Regions from separate parts of the Homo sapiens genome. Here region 2 is linked to region 1. The links are chromatin loops, found by intact Hi-C in ENCODE. Cell type or tissue: natural killer cell. All regions are shown on one strand. Each heading gives the region's core, and the rest is flanking DNA. Links, peaks and the distances in the headings are about the cores only.

Region 1 (2,500 bases), core at 1-2,500:
ATGTGGGAGTCTGGCCCTCATGGTCTGCCTACTCCTGCAAGTTCAGCCCCATCTCCATCACTCCTCTCCCAGACACTGCCCCTCCCCTGCAGCCAGGCCAACTCAGCTGGCTCTCAACACACCTTGTACTTTTCTGCAGTTAAATTTACTCCACATCAAAAGTCCAAACATCAACTCCACCTACTCTTCAAGGTCTATTCAAAGTTTACCATCCTCATAAAACCTTCTCTGATCATCTTCTCAGGCATAAGCCCTCCCTTGTCTGTCGCCAAAGAGAGAAGGCAATGCTCATGCCACCCACCATGGCATATACTATAAATTTCCTTGTATTAGTACAGGATGCCTGGACTCACACTCCAACTCTGCCACCTATGAGCTGCGTGACCTTAACTTCTCTGTGCCTCAGTTTTTTCATCAGTAAAGTAGGGATAATGATAGTTCCCACCTCCATGGAGCTTCTATGGGAATTAAATGAGCAACCCACACAAAGCTTAGGCCTGACACAGATAACTCACAATAAATGTTAGCTCTTACTATTACTGCTGTTTACATTTGTGTGCATATCTTATCTCTACATTAGATAAACTTCTTGAAGCAGGGATCAAATCTTTGAAAAAATTTAACATAAACAACATTTCAAAACTGCCATTAGCCCTGTTTTGGAGACAAAGACGCTGAGACCCAGAGAGGTTCATCATTTGCTCAAATACACGCAGCTAGGACATGAAGAAAGCTAGCTTCAGACCCCCATGTACACATTCTCAGGACTGTGCGCTTGGCTTTCTTATTACTGCACTGTTCGCAGTGACTTTCCCCAAGAGGGCACACAGTCAGTCCCTAGTGAAGAGCCAGTGCAGCCAACAGCGTGGGTAAGGAGGGGACCCCCCCCCCAAACGTGGCCTGCCCTCGAGCCCCTTCTTGCTGGCAGCTGAAGCAGGCTGATTTCTGACAGATGCCTGTATGCAGGAGGGATTTTTGTCAGGAGGCTGGAACATTAGAACCAGATTCAGGTCATGCTGTGGATGCGATCAGACATCCTCCAACCTAAGGACTTGAAGCCGTAGGTTCCCCACTAGAGGGCGCCCTTCTCCCCTTGCCCTGCCCCAGACCCGGTTCCCTCTAACACCTTGGACGGTGTCATGTGGGACGCCCAACCAGAAGAGGAAGGGCCCCATGCTCCAATCTGGCTTAAAGCAGCTATCAGCGGAGGGGTGTTAATTACAGCCCGGGAAGGAATGGAGATGACAGGCCCAGGCTGAGCCAGAGGCCAGAAGACTGGCTCCACGGAGCTGCTTCCCAATTCTCCCCAGGCCCCAGTCCTTTTGTGCTGTGCATTTGAGCAGAATAACATCTGTATCTCAGCCCATTTCAAATTAGATTATCTGCTCACTTCCTGTCTTTTGATCAGTTTACCTGCGGGCGGCTTTCTCCCTCCCACCCGCACCTATTGAGATGCCCAGGGAACTTGCCAGGACTCACTGGGGTCACCGAGCTGCAGGGCAATGGGATCAGAAGGAGCCAGGGAGGCTCACTCCCACTCCTGGCCCACACGAGCATCCGCAGGGCTCATCCCTTAGACTTCAGCGTCACATGCCTGAGAACACACACATCTGCTCTCCTGCCACATGAGTCAGGCTGTCTGCCCACGCCACCCGCCGCGGGCTGGAGACAAAGAGAAACTCTTAGGGGTCACATGGCACCTGCAAAATATTTGGTGTCCTTGTCCACTGGGGAGACTGGATGCCAACCCCACCACCTCTCCCTTCTTTCAGAACCAGGATATAGGAACAAAGATCAGGGAATAAAGGAACAGTAAATAGCACCCAATTGTTCACCTGTGCCAACACACAGACACACACACACACACACATGTGCGCACACACACATACACGCGTGCACGCGCGCACACACACACACACACACACACACACACGTCTTTGCTAACCAGTGCGAGCCCATGTTTGTAGAAATCATCCCTGCTCACTGGGCCAGGCCTATCCACAGCAATGATTGAAGAGGCAGAGGCCCAGTGGAGCATTAGCATTCCTGGGAAAGTGGCAATGTCATCCGCAGGTCCAAGTGCTCCCTGGTGCTATTTCTCGAGGTTACAGCTTACTCTCGGGGCTGGATGAATTTCTTTAGAGTTAAATTAAAGTCCCCATGAAATATTTAGTTGGCTCGGCACAGGGCTGTGTTATTGGCCTATAGAGGGCAGATTTTAGGAACGAACCAGCGCTAAGGAAAGAAGGGGCTGGCAGTTCATTTGCAGGTGAAATTATGCGGCACAGAGGTCCAAGCTGACTCAAGAGGCCAAGCAGATACTATTTACCCTTGACCCTCTTGTTACAGGCTTCTATTCACTGGCCCACGAATCCTCAATCCTCTTGCTTTTTGGGGTCAGGCAGATGCATGTTTGAATCCCGACTCTGCCATTCACCAGCTGAGCAATTACCAGAAATCTGAGCTTCAGTTTCCTCATCTCTAAAATAGGCAAAATAAT
Region 2 (4,820 bases), core at 1-2,500, 270 kb after region 1:
CTTTCAGGCTCAGGTTTAAGATCTAGATTCCTGCCTTTGCTCCCACCCCCAACCCCACCCCCAGTGTGGGAAGAGGGGCCTCATGTGGTTATCCGTTGGGGTAACCTGCCTGGTATTTGAGTTCCTCTAGGGCTGTCACTTAACTCTACCCTTGGGGCCCTGCTGTTGGATGGGTCGTCTTGTGGCCATCAACCTACCTTTCTGGGTTTGTCACTGCTGTGCCCCACCCACCTGTCCACACTAATCCCCATCCCCCGATGTACACATAGACACCCCTGATCCCCGACACCCCACATCTGTCCTAATTCCATGGGTTCTCTGTTGCTGGGCCATCAGATGACCACACTGCGCCTGCCGGACTGAACTGTGTCCTTGTCCCTGTGGCTGGCTGTGTCCCCAGGAACCAGGATCTAGAGAGCCTCAACCTGCAGTTGACAAGTCTTGTTCAGTCCCAGCAGGGAGGAGGCACCTGACTTCCCAGACCCGCCCCTCCAGGGATGGGATGCTGAGGGCTCAGGTGGAAGCCCGCCTGCCCACACCTAAAGTGGGCGTCCCACAGCAACAAGGCAAGGGAGAGACTCACATGACCCTGCCCTCCCTCTCAGAGCCAGGCCACAGCAAGCAGACCCAATGTCAAGGGCCCTTCCAAGCAGCCAGGCCACGCCAGCAGACTCCTGGCTTCTTCCAAGTTGTGGACATAGCACTCTCTCCAGGAAGCCTTCTTGGACTGATCACAGGAAAGAAGGGACCTCTTCTCCCATCTCCAGCCCTAGATTTGGAGTCCCCATGGCCATCCTCACCCTCCTTTTTCCCCGACAGCTGCCTCTTAACCTGCTAGGCTGAACCTACATTGACTGCACTAGGGAGTTATCAGCATCTTTATTCTAGTGGCCGGGGAGCTCAGCAGGTTGACCAGATCGGAGTGGTCACCTGTCAGCTGCCTCCACCACCACCACCTGCATGTTCACCCCAGCCACACTCAGGGAGGGCACAGTGCACGGGCTGGGCAGCTTCCCCAAGTCCTGTGCAGCACTCTCATGTCCCTTGTGGACACCTGGGATAGTGGGTGGGGGCACTGCCCCAAGCTGGGCCACACTTACCGATCCTCAAGGAGTGCGGGCTGCAGGCGACCATCACGAGCCACGCAGGAAGCAGCACCAAAGGCGCCGAGACGCGGGGCATCTTCTATGAATCCTCATGGAGCCCCCTGCTGGCCTGGGCATGACATAACTCTGCGAGAGAGGGGGTTGGGGGCACGTGAGTCCCAGGCTCCAGCTAGGCAGCTGCCCCACCATCCCAGTGACACCCAGGAGCCGGAGAGGCCCCTTTGTCTTTCCTCCTTACATGCCGGGCTCAAAGAAGGCTCAGGTTCTAACTTCAGCTCTGTGACCGACATGGGGCAGGTTGCTGTAACTGTGGTTGGATGATTCATGGCGTGTCATTAGAAATGAAGAACCTCATCTGCTCGCAGCCAGGCACAGTGGCTCACGCCTGTAATCCCAGCACTTTGGGAAGCCAAAGTGGGTGGATCACTTGAGGCCAGGAGTTTGAGACCAGCCTGGCCAACATGGCAAAACCCCGTCTCTACTAAAAATACAAAAATTAGGTGGGCATGGTGGCGCATGCCTGTAATTCCAGCTACTCGGGACCCTGTGTCACAGACTTGAACACAGGAGGCAGAGGTTGCAGTGAGCCGAGGTTGCGCTATTCGCCATTGCACTCCAGCCTGGACGACAGAGCGAGCCTTTGTCTCAAACAAACAAAACCCTCATCTGCCCTTAAGGAATTGGAGCCATGGGTGAGCAGAAGAGGAAGGGATGGGAGAGTTGGGAGGGTTACTCCATTTCCCCAAACGCAGCACAGGCACTGCACACTGAGGAGAGGTGTGAGAGGAAACTGGGTTCAGGCCAGCTCTTCCACTTGCCAGTTGTGTGGCCTTCACAAGGTCCCCTCTGTGTCTCGGCTCAGTGTCCTCACATGTAAAAGTACTATAACAACCCCTCCTGGTGGAGTTGAACTAAAGAAGAATCAAGGTAACATCGGAGAAGCCACCATGCTCAGGGTCTGGCCTAAATGAGGTGCTACATAAATGTCAGGTCCTCCCTGGCCCAGATGGGAGCGGTCCATTCCTAGCAAATATGGAGAGCAGACACACACCTCCCAGGTTATCAGCTGCTTTCCACATCTGCTCTACTACCGCTGAAAACCAGCCCCACCCCCAACCTCTACCAATCCCTCTCCTCCTTCCTGAGGTGGGTGGGCCTCTGATGTCAAATCCAGAACCTTGCAGGGAGCTGCCTCTCCCCAAGGCAGCACGTGCCTTGGCCCCCACTGAGACCCAGATTCTGCCGACAGCCAGCTCTGCTGGCTTCACTGGGGTGAGGGTGCGGCTGATGAGCACCTGGATATGCTAATCCCAGGTGCCTGGATTGGGAGAGTAGTATTAAAATGTTTAATTTTAATACAGACTCACGCCTGTAATCCCAGCACTTTGGGAGGCCAAGGCAGGTGGATCACGAAGTCAGAAGATCAAGACCATCCTGGCTAACAGGGTGAAACCCCATCTCTACTAAAAATACAAAAAATTAGCCAGGTGTGGTGGCAGGCGCCTATAGTCCCAGCTGCTCGGGAGGCTGAGGCAGGAGAATGGCGTGAACCGGGGAGGTGGAGCTTGCAGTGAGCCGAGATCGTGCCACTGCACTGCAGCCTGGGGGACAGAGCGAGACTCCGTCTCAAAAAAAAAAAAAAAAAAAAAAAAAAAAAAAAAAAAAAAGTTTCGTCCTCCAACCCCTAGACAGACAATCCAATAGGAAAATGGGCAAAGGCTTGAACAGACACTTTACTAAAGAAGATATCCAAATGGCTTACAAACATCTGAAAAGGTGTTCAGCCTCATTAAGCATCAGGAAAATGAAATTTTAAACTACTGTACACTCACTATAATGATTTTAAAAAAAGACAACATTAAGTGTTAGCAAGGATGTGGACAAATTGGAACTCTTATGCAGTGGTAGTAGGTGTGTAAACTGAAATAAGTACTTTGGAAAACTGGTATACTAGAGCTTTACATCTAGCCTAATGACCCACTAACTCTATTCCTAGGTATTTATCAAGCAGAAATGCATGTATATGATTAGCAAAGACATGCACTAGAATGTCTATAGCAGCACTCTGGTGGTTTCGTTTCCCCAAACTGGAAACCACCCAAATGTCCAGCAGCACGATGGAGAAATACATTATATATGCACACAGTGGAATGTTATACAGAAATGAAAATGAATAATCGACAACCACATGCAACAGCAAGGATGAATCTCATAAATATAAGATTTAGCAAAAAAAAAGACTGGTACAAAAGATTACACATTCTAGAGACAGAATAATTCTGTCTATATAAAGTGTAAAAAGATTACAAAAGATTACACATTCTAGAGACAGAATAATTCTGTCTATATAAAGTGTAAAAATAGACCAAACCACTCTGTGCTGTTGGAAGTCCAGTTTCATGGTTAGGGTAGAGAATGGCAGGGGACACGAGGGGACTCCCCAGTGCTGGTGATGTTCTCTGGTTTTCACGCTGAGTGTTGCTTGCAGAGGTGTGTTCACTTTGTGAAAGATCACTGAGCTGTAAACTTATGGGGTGTGCACTTTTCCTTATGTGTGTTATGCCTCAGAAAAAAATCTTGTTCAGGGACACTCCGCCTCCCCCAACACACTCAACATTTCATCCACACGCAGAGCCTTGTCACTTCCTGTGCACAGGGCATCCCTTCTGCCCAAAGAACACCCCTCTGCTCACCCCTGCCATGGCCAGAATGGGGCCTCTCTCTGTGAGCCATCAGCACCCAGGCATGGCTCTGAGAGCAGCACTTTTCCTGCCTCTGCTGTTGCCTTTATGCGTCTAGGCCTGGGATCAGTATGTGCTCCTTAAGGGCAAGGACTGTGTCCAGGTTCCTGTTGCATCCCCAGGGTCTATTTATACATAATAGGTGCACAGCACATATTTGTTCAATGAATGGAAGGCCTCAAGCAATCACCTGCTAGAGGAAGACAGAGGAAGATAAAGAGTAAAGGATGGGGGTGAAGGCAACTCCGCTGTTGGCAAATCAGGCCCAGAATCTTTGTTCTTTAATTCATGGGTGTTGGTGCAGGGATAGATTAAAGCAAACACAGTCTTAGGAGAAGCTAGACATTCTTACTTATTATGGATAAAGTTGATTATTCAGTGATTTTCTGTCTCCCTACTAGAATTTAAGCTCAATAGAGGTGGGGCAAGGACAGGAATCTTGTTTGGACTATATCCCCAGGGCCTAGAACAGTGCCTGGTATATTATACGGCCTTAATAAATATTTGTTGAGTGGATAAATATTTGTTGAGTGGAACAAGGAGAAAAAAACTGTAATAATCCAGTTAGGCTATATAAAAGTACTACTAAATACAATCACTTACCTCAAATGCCTTCCATTTATGCCTGATCAGCATGCTGCACCATAATTATTAAGCAGACTGCTAAATAGGTGTCAGATTACCCTGTGTAAATTTTATTTGATGACAGAACTACACGCAGTTCGTGCAGGCCTGAGGAACTGAGTGAAGCTGCTCATGGCCCCAAAGACTGGTGGATCCTGGAGACTACATTTATTTTTGAGACAGAGTCTTGCTCTGTCGCTCAGGCTGGAGTGCAGTGGCGCGATCTTGGCTCACTGCAACCTCCACCTCCCAGGTTCAAACAATTCTCCTGCCTCAGCCTCCCAGGTAGCTGGGATTACAGATGCCCACCACCAAGCCTGGCTAATTTTTTAGTGGAGATGGGACTTCA

The links. Hi-C counts contacts between places; a loop is a spot of excess contacts. Peaks named below come from ENCODE experiments on the same cell type or tissue, not always from the same donor. Only the 100,000 strongest peaks of a DNase experiment are listed, where the experiment ranks them.
Region 2: it touches region 1 in a loop (13-fold over the local background); 3 of 110 quality-filtered maps call a loop at or near these places.

The regions. Positions count from the first base shown.
Region 1 is chr11:120,928,394-120,930,893 of GRCh38, reverse strand. The region is part of intron 13 of GRIK4 (glutamate ionotropic receptor kainate type subunit 4); the gene reads right to left. Among named protein-coding and RNA genes, the nearest start is that of TBCEL, 94 kb to the left of the region's middle. RefSeq lists a silencer at 1,017-1,066. In natural killer cell, for the core only: CTCF peaks have their summits at 742, 941 and 1,142; a DNase peak (open chromatin) is centred at 1,083; H3K27ac peaks cover 316 bases.
Region 2 is chr11:120,656,681-120,661,500 of GRCh38, reverse strand. GRIK4 (glutamate ionotropic receptor kainate type subunit 4) reads right to left here. Exons shown (of 21, transcript NM_014619.5): 3 at 1,101-1,232. The coding sequence starts at 1,182. Among named protein-coding and RNA genes, the nearest start is that of GRIK4, 150 kb to the right of the region's middle. RefSeq lists an enhancer at 744-1,244. In natural killer cell, for the core only: CTCF peaks have their summits at 1,048 and 1,247 (motif pointing left); no DNase peak of the experiment used is centred there.